Linked DNA regions of Homo sapiens: region 1 is linked to region 2. A link is a contact called in ENCODE Hi-C data. All regions are on one chromosome and are shown on one strand. The core of a region is the stretch at or near the end of the contact, and the rest is flanking DNA. Distances in the headings are between cores, read along the strand shown. Region 1 has its middle 20 kb from the start of GAN. Region 2 overlaps RFWD3 (ring finger and WD repeat domain 3).

Region 1 (3,126 bases), core at 421-2,920, 6.7 Mb before region 2:
CAGTGGGGAATCTAGCTGAAGATAATAACAGTAACAGCCACCCAAATACAGGGTAGGGGATGAACTCTAGAATTTTATGCAGGACGTTACTTATCAGGGCCTTATGTATAATAGCCAAAAATTGGAAATAACCTAAATGTCCAACAGTAGGGTAGTCTACATTACACCATGCCCCCAAGAAGGAATAATATGCACCCATTAAAAGAATTTAATGACCTGGGAAAATGCTTGCATCATATGTTAAGTGAAAAAGAGTAGGTTATAAACTGGTGATCACTAATATGTAAACGCTGCCCACACACACGCACTCAAAAACACCTGGAGAAAAACATATCAAAATGATTTCAGTGGTTTCCTTTTGGTAATGTAACTGTGGTATCTTTCTCATTTATTTCTTTAACTTATCCACGTGTTCTACAATGAACAGATAAGATTTAACACAGGAAAAAAAACAAAAAGCAAATAACAAAAAGCCCTAAGCCTGACTCTGTCCACTGCTCTTTCTTGGGAAATTCCCTCTGCACCTGCTTTGTTCAGGCAACCACATCTGTCTCCAAATCCTAGCCCTGCACTCCCAACCTGGCAGGACCAGCCCTTTGCCAGTTCCCTCTGGCCACTGAGGCAGGTCCTCAAGTCCCAGCCCTCCAGGAAGCCTTTCTTTTTCTTTCTTTCTTTCTTTTTTTTTTTTTTTTTTGGTTTGAGACGTTGTCTCACTCTGTCGCCCAGCCTGGAGTGCAGTGGCACGATCTCAGCTCACTGCAGGCTCCGCCTCCCAGGTTCACGCCATTCTCCTGCCTCAGCCTCCCAAGTAGCTGGGATTACAGGTGCCCGCCACCAAGCCCGGCTAATTTTTTGTATTTTTAGTGGAGACTGGGTTTCACCGTGTTAGCCAGGATGTTCTCCATCTCCTGACCTCAAGTGATCCTCCCACCGCGGCCTCCCAAAGTGCTGGGATTACAGGCATGAGCCACTGCGCCTGGCCTTGGGAAAGCCTTTCTTAGTTATGAGAAAGAAACTGTTCTCTTCCCCACCCTGGCTGAATACAGTGCCGCCACATCTCTGTTTGCTGGTTGTGTCCAAGAAAATCTGCCTCTTAGCTGGGGCTGGACCTCAAAGGATGCTTTTTGATGTGGCACAGGAGCTGGGGCAGTTGGCGCTGTGTTTTTCTGTGCAGGGTCTCTGAGTCTAAACTCCCAGGAAGAAGTTCAAGTGTTGAGGCCATACATCTCATCACTGTTGGATGTTGAGAACGGTGGTGATGACTTTTTGGTCTGCATGTACTGATTTGTCATGAGAAAGACATCTCCTGGCCATTTAAAAACCACCCAAACAGTCTTTAAACAGTTTTTAAGAAGCCATCAAAGGTGTTTATACTTAACCTGGACCAGCAACCTTCTTAAAGGAGTCAGGCTGAACTTTGGTCAGGAGGAAGTGTTTGTGCAAATATTGTAGATGTCACGCCAACACACTTAGATTTTTCGTGAGTTGATTGCCCAAGTGTCTATCCAGCTTATTCCTGAATTGGGATTAAATTAGAGAAAGCTTTGGTGGAAAAAGTTAGTGGGTCAGCAAACATTTGGGTTTCCTAGCGTGTTCCTGACGCTTGCAGCATAGAGCACTTGAGAAATGCTGTGGCTTTATCAAAGCAATAAACAAATCCTGCAGAACTTCCTGGTCATATATTCCACCCACATGAAACATAACAAGGAAGGCTCAGAGGGTAAGATGGAGCGTCTCTTGGGTCCTTCAAGAACGGAGCACGCATCATAGCTCTTGTGGAGTTTTGAGCTAATTACCCTGGCTTATGTATGAAATGTGTCAGAATTAAGGACCCAGATAAATTGAATATCTTGGCATCAACTTTTGGTGTTTTTGAAACTGAGAAAGAAAGATTTGGTGTGCCAGCCTCCCTCATCAGTCTGGTATTCTACCTGTCATCTTCAACAAGATAAACAAACCACGGACATATTTTTCTTCCCCGCAGAACTGCACCCTTTTTCATGACTAGTTCTGGGTACTGTTAGGCAATAGGAATCTAGTAGAATGGAGGTGGGGAAGCATTTTTTAATTCTACCCTCTTCTCAAATATTTAAAGTAGAAGAATGAGTGGTTGAGGGCCTGTCACATTTTTCAATTCTTTTCCATTCCTGCCACCCAAACGCAGCCCTTAATCGTGCTTTTTTCAGGCCACTAGAGTTGGCATTTCCCTTTTGTCTATTCTGCTTTATTTTATTTTGTTTTGTTTTGAGACAGAGTCTCACTCTGTCACCCAGGCTGGAGTGCAGTGGCGCGATCTCAGCTCACTGCAACCTCCGCCCCCTGGGTTCACGTGATTCTCCTGCCTCAGCCTCCTAAGTAGCTGGGATTACAGGCACCCACCACCAAGCCCGGCTAATTTTTGTATTTTTAGTAGAGACGAGGTTTCACCATGTTGGCCAGACTGGTCTGGAGCTCCTGACCTCGTGATCTGCCTGCCTTGGCCTCCCAAAGTGCTGGGATTACAGAGGTGGGCCACCACGCCCGGTCCCCCTTCGTCCATTTTATCAAGGCTGGAGGTACTGAGGTTCCCAAAGACGATTCTGAGGAAGAGCAGATGGTCTTTGTCCTGCCATTTCCATGGCTTGCATTTTTGTTGAACAGGGTATGTAAGCTTAGGGCAAAAATGAAAATGCTGAGAACGATAGGAGGGGTATTGAGGGACCAACAGGGAGGAGAAGAGAGAGGGGGTGATCAGGGGTAGCAGGAGTGAGGAAACTTAGCAGGGAATTGTGTGTGTTGTCATTGGGCTCCATGTGGGACTCGCTTCCCCATCTCCCAGGAGCTCTCCAGTAAGACATCCATTTCTTGTTGATGCATTGACCAGTTGAATCTGTTGGGAGAACTGGTGCATTCGTTCATTCAACAAGTATGTATTGAGTGCCTACATTACACGAGGCAGTGTTACAAGTGTTGAGGATAAAGTAGTGAGTCAGACACACCCAATGCCTAATGACTTGAATGAATACCCACCATGACTGGATGAATCTTCAAGGAATTCTGCTGTGTGAGAAAGGCCAATCCCAAAAGGTTAATACCGCATCATCCCATTTACATAACATTTTTGAAATGACACCATTTTATGGTGGT
Region 2 (3,256 bases), core at 647-3,146:
TCTGTCACCCAGGCTGGAGTGCAGTGGCACAGTCTTGGATCACTGCATCCTCCACCTCCCGAGTAGCTGGGACTATACGCGTGTGCCACCACACCTGACTAACTTTTGTATTTTTAGTAGAGATGGGGTTTCACCATATTGGCCAGGCTGGTCTCAAACCGGTGACCTCAAGTGATTCTCCCACCTCGGCTTCCCGAAGTGCTGGGATTACAGGCGTGAGCCACCATGCCCAGCCAAACACAGCAAGTTTTAAAATAGCAAGGAAAGAATATTTGTATGTAATGTTCATTTTTATTTTTGTTTACTTTGATTACCTTTATTGTGACAGGGAAAATAAAACAGGCAAAGTAGACACTTTGGCAACTTTGGCACGAACGACTTCATAGCAGAAATGAGTTGATAGGAACACAGTCGGAAGGATGATATTTCTGAGAGAATTCTTGGCGCATAGTCCTGGTCATATGCTTGCAGAAGGAAATTTAGAAAACCTAAAACAGTCCTGTTTCTGAATTAAAATGTAGCTGCTTTTAGCTGTATTTTAATTGTGGGGTCTGTCAACTACAACTTGGGATCTTTATTTTGTTATGTATATAAGCTTTGTTTCTTTTCTGACTTTTCTTATGTGGCTAAACCCATTTCCAGAAGCTTCACATCAGTCAAGCTTCATAGTAATTGTGATCTTGTATCCCTTAAATTTCCTAGTTCTTTTTTTCCTTTTCTTTTAGAGCATCTGGTATCTCACCTGAAATTAGTTGCAGAATATTATATGTATGTCCTTTTGTTTCTACAGAGAGGGTTGATAATTTTTATCAGATATCAGAGGATAGTGACTAAAGGCGTTTAACCTCCTCTGCAGAGGTGGGAATGTGCTTGAGGTCTGGTAGTGGGGTCTGGAGCCGTCCGAGTTTTGGAGTGTGAGATACAGTTTCCTTACTTTCCTTTCAGATGCCCACTGGTCTCCCTGTCATACATGCCCAGAGCTGCCTCAGCTGCATTTCCATATGGTGGGGTGCTGGCTGGAACCTTGGAGGATGCTTCATTCTGGGAACAGAAAATGGACTTTTCTCATTGGCCTCATGTGCTGCCCTTGGAGCCAGGGGGCTGCATAGACTTTCAGACAGAGAACAGCTCCCGGCACTGTCTTGTGACCTACAGGCCTGGTAAGTAGTGCTGGGGTCTCCCATAGCTTATTTGGGAGCACAGTGGTAGAGAAAAGGGAAGGAGGGTTTGATCCTACCCTTTGGGTGGCTGTGGTACCGCTCACAGGCTAACGAGGTGTGTTGTAGCTCTTGCTACTACAGGGAGTATGGTGGCTCCAAGCTCCCCCACAGAGCCTGCCTCCCTGCTCCTTACGTGTGAGGACTGGAGCATATTCTGCCAGGTACTCCTGGAAGTGAATTAGCCACTTAGGAGCCCCTACAGTTTAGAACAGTAGTGGAACAAGGGGGCCAGCTCTAGGTCATTGAGCCACCTTGAGATCACTTTCGTATCTTCTGCCTGCCTCTTACTTCCCCTGAGAGAAAGGCCCAGATTAGGGCAGCCATGTAGTAGCCCGGCTGGCATACTGAAATGGACAACAGTGGCTGTGTGTGCCCAGCCAGCTGAACATCTCTGCCTCTGGAATCAGAGGTGGAACGCATAACAGCAGACTGTGCTTCATTCACAGGTTCTTTCTAGGCTAAGCGGCATGAATCTAAATTCCTGGTAAACTGTACTGATGGTCAGTGTTCTAGGTTTTTTCTTTCTAATTTGGTCTTGAGGTCTCTGTCAGGAGAGTGGCTATAAACTCTAGCCCTGTCCTGCCAAACACTAGGGAGTTCGTTGTGGGTGTTCATAGTTTGCCTTTCACAGGATACTCCTCTGTCCTGGCAGATGGCCTAATGCCTGCCTGACCCATGACCAGATGTCCCTCTCACAGGAAACTTGTTTGTACTGGCAGGTACCCTTGTGGCTCTTGTCTGAACTGTGTCTAGTTCATTTCCCTTGAGATAGTGACTCTCTAGAAGAGCCCTGACTAGGAAACAAGTTAGGTTCAGGTGTGTTGGTCAGGTGAGACACAAAGGAGGCAGTGCACAAAACACAGGAAATAACGGAATCAGCTTACTTGACAGATCCCACAGAGAAGAGGGCAGCATGCTTCAGGGGCCAATGGGAAGAAGGGGGAGCCATCCAGGACAGGCCTGCTCCCTTAGGGGTGGGGTAGGGGTGGAGGGGAGGGACAAGTGGGCTATATTTCAAACCTCTGCTCAGGGAAGGGATGTTTTAACTAGGCCAAAGTTGACAGGGTACATCTGGGTTTCAAATAATTTATGCTAGCCCTAAAAACAGATGCTGAGGTAACAACTGTATTAAACACATTTGTAACAGTCAGGCAGATGTATAGTCAGAGTTAGTCATTAAATGCTCACACTTCTGCTAGTTGTGGGTGGGTCTACTCATGTTTTTAAGTTTTGTTTGAGCTGAGAAACATCCCAGTACCACTTCAGACCCTTTGGCTCTTCATCATCCCACAGCTCGGCTGTCTCCAAGACTGTGATTTGTTGTGACTGGTGTACAAAGCCTGGGGGTCCTATTTTGTTATCTTGCTTTTGTTTGCCTCCCAGCAGAATTTCAGATACATGTTTCCCTTTCTGTAATAGCATGCTTTCACTTTATAAAAATGTGCAGTCCCAGGGGCTAATGAGGTTCTCACTGGGGGAAGGGAAAAACCTTTTACTGAGAATTCTTGAGAGAGAAATCCCCTAGCAGAGGTCTGGCAGGAGACTGATTTTACTAAAACAGACAACTCACAGAATTGTTTTTCTCTTAAGCAAAAAGCTATTGTAGATAACTTGATTCCTAGCCTATGGTTCTAAATTTCACTGATGCTAGCCTACGGTTCTAAATTTCATTGATGCTGTGATATTGTTCTTTCATTTGTTTTGTAACTGTTCTTGATGGTTTAATGCATTTATGGCTTTTCCATCCAACTAGGTTGTAAGCGTGTGAGGTTTGGGTACTTGGTTAATTTTTTGTGTAGCGTCCCCATGGTGCAGCACTGATTTCTCTGTCCCATAGATAAAAATCACACCACCATACGAAGTGTGCTGATGGAAATGTCCTACCGACTGGATGACACTGGAAATCCAATCTGCTCCTGCCAGCCTGTACATACATTTTTTGGAGGACCTACTTGCAAACTATTGACCAAAAATGCCATTTTCCAAAGCCCAGAGAATGATGGCAACATCCTGGTGTGTACTGGGGATGAAGCAGC

What was found. Hi-C counts contacts between places; a loop is a spot of excess contacts on that map. Pooled maps may share reads with other maps.
Region 1: a pooled map of psoas muscle shows a loop between it and region 2 (26-fold over the local background). The contact joins two enhancer-like sites. A Hi-C loop is called at or near these places in 2 of 50 pooled maps.

The regions. Positions count from the first base shown.
Region 1 is chr16:81,292,960-81,296,085 of GRCh38, reverse strand. No RefSeq gene overlaps it. Among named protein-coding and RNA genes, the nearest start is that of GAN, 20 kb to the left of the region's middle. Within about 2 kb of position 1,670, at least 2 of the 41 ENCODE cell types and tissues checked have a DNase peak (open chromatin) inside an H3K27ac peak, as active enhancers do.
Region 2 is chr16:74,626,356-74,629,611 of GRCh38, reverse strand. RFWD3 (ring finger and WD repeat domain 3) reads left to right here. Exons shown (of 13, transcript NM_018124.4): 11 at 946-1,160; 12 at 3,058-3,256. Among named protein-coding and RNA genes, the nearest start is that of GLG1, 21 kb to the right of the region's middle. Within about 2 kb of position 1,896, at least 4 of the 41 ENCODE cell types and tissues checked have a DNase peak (open chromatin) inside an H3K27ac peak, as active enhancers do.